Regions from separate parts of the Homo sapiens genome. Here region 2 is linked to region 1. A link is a loop called in an ENCODE intact Hi-C map of the cell type or tissue named here. Cell type or tissue: B cell. All regions are shown on one strand. Each heading gives the region's core, and the rest is flanking DNA. Links, peaks and the distances in the headings are about the cores only.

The links. A loop is a pair of places that touch in the nucleus more often than their neighbours do. Peaks named below come from ENCODE experiments on the same cell type or tissue, not always from the same donor. Only the 100,000 strongest peaks of a DNase experiment are listed, where the experiment ranks them.
Region 2: it touches region 1 in a loop (14-fold over the local background); 3 of 110 quality-filtered maps call a loop at or near these places.

Annotation. Positions count from the first base shown.
Region 1 is chr12:124,452,296-124,454,795 of GRCh38, reverse strand. The region is part of intron 8 of NCOR2 (nuclear receptor corepressor 2); the gene reads left to right. Among named protein-coding and RNA genes, the nearest start is that of NCOR2, 110 kb to the left of the region's middle. RefSeq lists enhancers at 1,537-1,596, 996-1,834. In B cell, for the core only: a CTCF peak has its summit at 1,234 (motif pointing left); a DNase peak (open chromatin) is centred at 1,105; H3K4me3 peaks cover 1,143 bases; H3K27ac peaks cover 2,360 bases.
Region 2 is chr12:124,711,942-124,715,933 of GRCh38, reverse strand. No RefSeq gene overlaps it. Among named protein-coding and RNA genes, the nearest start is that of NCOR2, 150 kb to the right of the region's middle. RefSeq lists enhancers at 1,803-2,447, 2,448-3,093. In B cell, for the core only: no CTCF peak of the experiment used is centred there; DNase peaks (open chromatin) are centred at 2,093 and 2,643; H3K4me3 peaks cover 1,013 bases; H3K27ac peaks cover 1,029 bases.

The sequences.
Region 1 (2,500 bases), core at 1-2,500:
CGTGGAATTGCTAGATCCTCTGTTAACCCTGTTTAGCCCCTTGAGGAACTGCCCAACTGTTTTCCAAAGTGGCCGAAAAGTGGCCGTACCATTTTACATCTCCACCAGTAAGCTGCCTCTTGCCTCGGTTTCTCCTTTTCTGCCAAATAGGGATGGCAGGGTTGGATGAAGTTCCCAAGCATTTCCAGATTTCCGGGTCCTCCCGCTCCCGTTTCCTGATTGGTCCCCGGGGGCCTCCTGGGGGAAAGGGCCTGTGTCTTAGGGCCCGAGGAACACAGGCGAGGAAGCCCCTGTCCGTGGGAGTCTGTGGGCAGATGGGGGTGGGCAGCTGCTGGTGTCAGAAGCTTTGGAACCAGGGACCCCACAGTGAGTCTTCTCTGGTTCTTTGGAGACAAGGGGACGGGGTTGTCTTCCACTTGGGGATCTCAGAGCAGAGGCTTCCACAAGGCTGATGGCACAGGAGGCTAAGATCTAGTGTTTGGACTCTTGAAGGCCCCTGGCTTGGTGCCAGTCAGTGGGGACAGGGAGGACGCCTCACAGAGCTGTTGCCGTCCCATTTTCTGGATGAGGCTCAGTGAGAGGAGTGCCTTGTGCCGGGCCACACAGCAAGAGATGAGGCGTGGAGGTGTGCTGAGCCCCTGGGAGAGCGGCCGGCCAGTTCTGCACAGATCTGCCAGGCCCGAGTGGCCACAGGCATCCTCCAAGCAGAGGCAGCTGCATGGTGCACCCTCTGCAGGGTCCTGTCTACCAACTGGGTGCCAGAAGCCCGGGCCAGGGACGGCCTGAGGTGCTGTGGGTCACAGAGTCCAGTTCCCAGGGTGTCTTCCATCAGAAGCTGCAGTTCCAACGCCCCTCCCCTCGGCAGGGACGGATCCCTGTGGCCTTCCTGGAGGAATTTGCATTGGAAAGGATGAAAATAGCACCAGAGGTGCTAACCAGGGGTCGGGGGCACTGAGATGGTGGGGCACGGCCCCTCCAGCCCAGCTGTGGGGACTGGACCAGGCTGGGAGCGGGCGCAGTGGTGGAGGGCGTGCCCAGCAGCCCCGACCTCTCTGCCGCTTTGAGTCATTGCTTCCTTCCTGTTCCAAGGCGTTATTTTAAGAAGCTGGTGTCACCAGCGGGTTGAGGGCTGGGGCTGTCACTTCATTTATTGCCAGCTCAGGCCGCCTGGGACTCTGGCTCTTCCTGGTGGCCCTGCTGGCTGGCTCAAAGCCCGAGGGGGGCCGCCTCCTCCCTGGCCCCTGCTGGCTTTCTTAGTCACCACCATGCCTCATCTCTGCCTGCGCCCTGCGTCTGGCACCTGCTCCCCTTTGCCCTCTTTCTGCCCTCTGAGTGGCTGTGCCTCTGATTTTAGAGGAGACGGAGGCTGAGCAAGAGAGAGCTGGACCTTGGGGCCTCCTGGGTGCCGCCCCTACCACCCCAGGCTCCACACGCATCTAGGCCTCGATTCCCTCACTGGCGTGAGTCCCCCCAGGGGTCATTTCTCCCGGGAGGATAAGGCCTGGGGGTGAGGGACAGGGGCCAGCCATGCCCCCCAGCCTGTGTGGCTGTGGAGGTGCCTCATGGCCCCATGTGGGGACCCCGGCTAGCCTGGGCTGGGAGCCGCCAGGCCTTTGTGCAGCCCTCTCTGCAGAGGATGAGGGGGATGTTGGGGAGTCCCCTCGGGCCCTGCGTCCCCTCAGCAATGCACCTGCCAGGACATGTCACTGTCCCTCCCTCCCCCCACTCCCTTCTGGGCTTTCCAAGATGGCTGTCCTCAGCCTGTTGCCATGGCGGTGCACGGCATTCCAGGCAGCTCTGGGCCCAGAGCCTCCCCTGGGCTCCTGGGGTTCAGGGGCCTCGGGGAGTGGCTGGTGAGTGCCTCCCAGGGGGGCAGTTCCTGTTTAGAGGCCGCAGCACCCCACAGTATCCTCAGTCCTTCGGGGCCTTCGCCTTGTGGGCCCCTCACCGATGGCCGCCTTGAGAAGCAGGGGCTGTGTCCCTATCTACAGGGCAGGGGAGGAGGCCACCAAGTGGAAGTGGCCTTCCTCCCCTGTGGCTTTGGTGGGTTGGAGGCTGACCGGGCTCTTGCTGCCCCCGGGAGCCGGTCCTGCATTTCTGCACCCGCCCTGTGCCGCAGAAGCACTGTCCCCTCTGCCCACCTCGCCCTCCCAGGGCTGCGTGCTGTGGGCTTCCAGCCCCTTTCTGGCCCCCTTCGGCTGTTTGCTATCTTTAAAACCAAAACAAGACAAACACCAAATTTCACCAAGTCTGAAATTTTCTGGGCTATCCAAAATTTCCGTGAAGTAGGTCCTCTTTGACCTACACCCATATTCCAGATGAGGAAACCGAGGCTGGAGTGTTGAGGGCACTTGTCCAAGCTCACAGCTAGTGAGGGAGGAGGCACCATTTAAATTGGGGCCTATCTGTTTCCAAAACCCGAACCTTTAAGTGATGTCCGCTTGCACCTGGCCTGCATTTGATTGGCATGTGGGGAACATAAAGGAGCCAGTGTGGTTGC
Region 2 (3,992 bases), core at 738-3,237, 260 kb before region 1:
ATTTCAATGCAACATCCCTGTCATCAGCCAGCACTTTGAGCAGGGGACACAGTCAGCACTGTTTGGGATCCCACACTGTGTGTACACAGTGATTATTCCGGCATCGAGGGCAGATAATGAAACCTGGAGTTGTGTGTCTTGAGACACCTCTGCTCACTACTCACTCTCTAGACACCAAGAAAATTCGACTTCCCGCCACGCCCAGCCGGGCCCTGCAATGGGCTCCCAGCTCCTGTGGGTGCAACATGAGCCTGGTAGCTCCCAGGCAAACGCTGAGCAGCAGGCGAGATCATGGTGGCCGCGGTGGCCACAGTCTGTGAGGTCAGAGCTCCCGTTAGGCGTGGGCTATCTATGGGTTTAATAAGCCAAGGCCTTCAGGGCAGGGCCCACAGAGCAGGAATGTCCTGAGGCTCAATATTCCAGCCATTTGTTCCTGTCTGTTGTCTCTCAAACCAGATCCTCTGCCACTTCTGAAGGTCCCTGCAAAAGAGGCTTCTGCCTCTAACCCTAAGCAGCCAGCCCAAGCCTGCCATGTGGAGAGAAGGGGACAGGGAGGCAGGAGTTGCAATCTGTGCCCCGTGTGCCCCCTGTGCCATCACCCTGTACAATTGTGGCCCAGGCAAAGCTCCTCTCTGTACCTCGGTCCCCTTGTCTCAGGAACAGGATCTCTTTCTTTCTTTCTTTCTTTTTCTTTCTTTCCCTTTCCTTTCCTTTCCTTTCCTTTCCTTTCCTTTCCTTTCCTTTCCTTTCCTTTCCTTTCCTTCCTTTCTTTCTTTCTCTCTTTCTCTCTCTCTTTCTTTCCTTCTTTCTTCCGTCTTTCTTTCTTTGTCTCGGGAACAGGATTTCTTTCTTTCTTTTTTTATTTTATTTATTTATTTTTTTGAGATGGAGTCTCGCTCTTGTTGCCCAGGCTGGAGTGCAGTAGCATGATCTTGGCTCACTGCAAACTCCGCCTCCCGGGTTCAAGTGATTCTCGTGCCTCAGCCTCCTGGGTAGCTGGGATTACAGAAACGCGCCACTACACCCAGCTAATTTTTGTATTTTTAATAGAGACAGGATTTCACCACATCTGCCAGGCTGGTCTCAAACTCCTGATCTCAAGTGATCCACCTGCCTTGGCCTCTCAAAGTGCCGGGATTACAGGTGTGAGCCACCGCGCCCGGCTGAGAACAGGGTTTCGTCTATTTCTCATTAAGTTGCTGATGGCTCCCTTTCAGGATTCACCGCCACAACCAGGCCTCCCTGGCACCTTGTTTTAAATCACAGCCCTCCTGACCTAGATCCAGGGCCCCAGAAGCAGAGCCAGAGAGAGAGGTTTTTACAGGAGAGGGAGGGAGGGCGGCCTCAGCCTGGACCCACGGGGGGCTCTGATATGTGAACTCCACCAGGGTTTGTCCCATCTGTAGCCAGGTGGGTCAGGATGTGTGTGTGTGTGTGTGTGTGTGTGTTTTGTTTTTTGTTTTTTGCATTATTTTTGAGACAGGGTTTCACTCTCTTGCCCAGGCTGGAGTGCAATGGTACCATCACAGCTCACTGCAGCCTCCACCTCCAAGGATCAAGCGATTCTCCTGCCTCAGCCTCCTGAGTAGTTGGGACTACAGGAGTGTACCACTGTGCCTGGCTAATTTTTTTATTTTTTGTAGAGACTAGGTCTCACTATGTTGCCCAGGCTGGTCTTTAACTCCTGGCCTCAAGCAATCTTCCTGCTTTGGCCTCCCAAACTGCCAGGATTACAGGCGTGAGCCACTGCATCCAGCCTTGCTTTATTTTCAATTGTGGTAAAATACACATAACATAAAATGTACCACTTTAGCCATTTTTAAAGGTACAATTCAGTGGTATTAAGGACATTCACAGTGTTGCTTGACCATCACCACTCTCCTGTTCTGAAAGGTTTTCATCACTCCAAGCAGACTCTGTCCCCATTAAGCAATAACTGTCATTCCCGTCCCCCAGCCCCTGGTAAGCGCTAACGTACTGTCTGTCTCTGTGAATCCGCCTGCTCTAGGCACTTTATTTAACCGGAATCATGCATCTGGCTACTTTCACTTAGCATCGTGTCTTCAAAGTTCATTTACGTTAGAGCCTGAGTCAGAATTTCCTTCCTTCCCGCCGCACTTTCATTTTGAATAGACTTTACTTTTCAGAGCAAGTTGAGTTCACAGGAGTGGCATTCCTCTTCACGGCTCAACAATATCCCCTGCATGGAGGCGCCCCTCGTGTTATTTGTCATCTCCTGATGGGCACTTGGGCTGTTCCTACCTTTTGGCCATTGTGACTGGTGCTGCTGTGAATGCCTGTGCACCAGAATCTTTCCTAGTCCTTCCTCTCAGGGGGCCAGGCTTCTGCCCTCCCCTCCGTCCTGCTCCCCGTGTCAGTCTGTTTTGGTCACTGGCTGTGGCCTGGGAGACACTCCCACTTGGATGAAGGCAGTCACCCCCGGCGGTGCTCAGGGTGGAAGGGGGCCAGCAGGGGAATCCGGGTGGTGCCAGGAGTGCCCTGCATCTCCCCGTTCCTCCTGCCTTCCCTGCTTTGCTACCCCCAGTACTTCTCACCTTCTGACACCCCCGGCATGTGCTGACTTCTTGGGCTTCTTGTCTACTTCCCCCTAGAAAGCACCCAAGGCCTGGGGCTGTGCCTGTTTTGTCACGGCTGGACCCACCCTTCCTGATACACAGTCAGGCTCAACAAATATGCATGGGATGAATGACTAGCACGCGCGCACACACGATCTCTTGGAATTCTCGCCGAAACTGTGATGTCACTGCTGCCGTCATCCCCATTCTACAGAGAAGGAAATGGAGGCTCAGGAACGTTGAGTGAATTCCCCAAGGTCACAGAGCTTGCGAGCGGCAGAGCAGAGACAGGGGTGCAGAGCTGCCCCACGCCTAGCACTTCCCAGCCGGAAGGCTTGGCCTGTCTACATGATGAGCTGGACACCTGTCAAACACATGTCACTCACACTAATTCGACTCTGCGTCTTTGGAGAGAGAGAAACTTCGATACCCAGCCAATGGCCAGGCCATTGCGCTCAACTAGTGAGGGTGAGGACCTAAGTGTGCAGTTTCCACAATTGCGTCCCTTCTCTCGTGCCCCTCTTTTTTATAATAAAAAATAATTTTAAATCCCAGCACTTTGGGAGGTTGAGGCAGGCAGATCACTTGAGGTTAGGAGTTTGAGTTCATCCTGGCCAACATGGTGAAACCCCATCTCTACTAAAAATACAAAAATTAGCTGGGCATTGGTGGCGGACGCCTGTAATCTCGCTACTCAGGAGGCTGAGACAGAAGAATCACTTGAACCCGGGAGGCAGACATGGCAGTGAGCTGAGATCGCAACACTGCACTCCAGCCTGGGTGACAGAGTGAGATTCTGTTTCAAAAAAAAATTTTTTTTTTAATTTAATTTTTTAGATACAGGGTCTCACTGTCACCCTGCCTGGAGTGCAGTGGCATGATCGTAGCTCACAGCAGCCTCGAACTCCTGGGTTCAAGCTATCCTCAGCCTCTCAAGTAGCTGGGACCACAGGTTTGTGCCGCTATGCCCAGCTAATTAATTAATTTTTTTTTGTAGGGACAGGGGTCTCACTATGTTGCCCAGGCTGGTCTTGAACTCCTGGCCTCAAGTGATCTTCCCACCTGTCAGCCTCCCAAAGTGCTGGGACTACAGGCTTGAGCTACCGCACCCAGCTAATTCACGCCCCTCTTAATGCGAGCATCTCAACACGCTGACGGAGACCCTAGCTGCCAAAGTTACACATTGAGAAAAAATCTACGTGCTGGGCGAGGTGGCTCACGCCTGTAAGCCTAGCACTTTGGGAGGCCGAGGAAGGTGGATCACCTGAGGCCAGGAGTACTAGACCAGCCTGGCCAACATGGCAAAACCCCATCTCTATTAGAAATACAAAATTTAGCCAGGCATGGTGACGGGCGCCTGTAATCCCAGCTAGTTGGGAGGCTGAGGCAGGAAAATCGCTTGAAGCCTGGAGACGG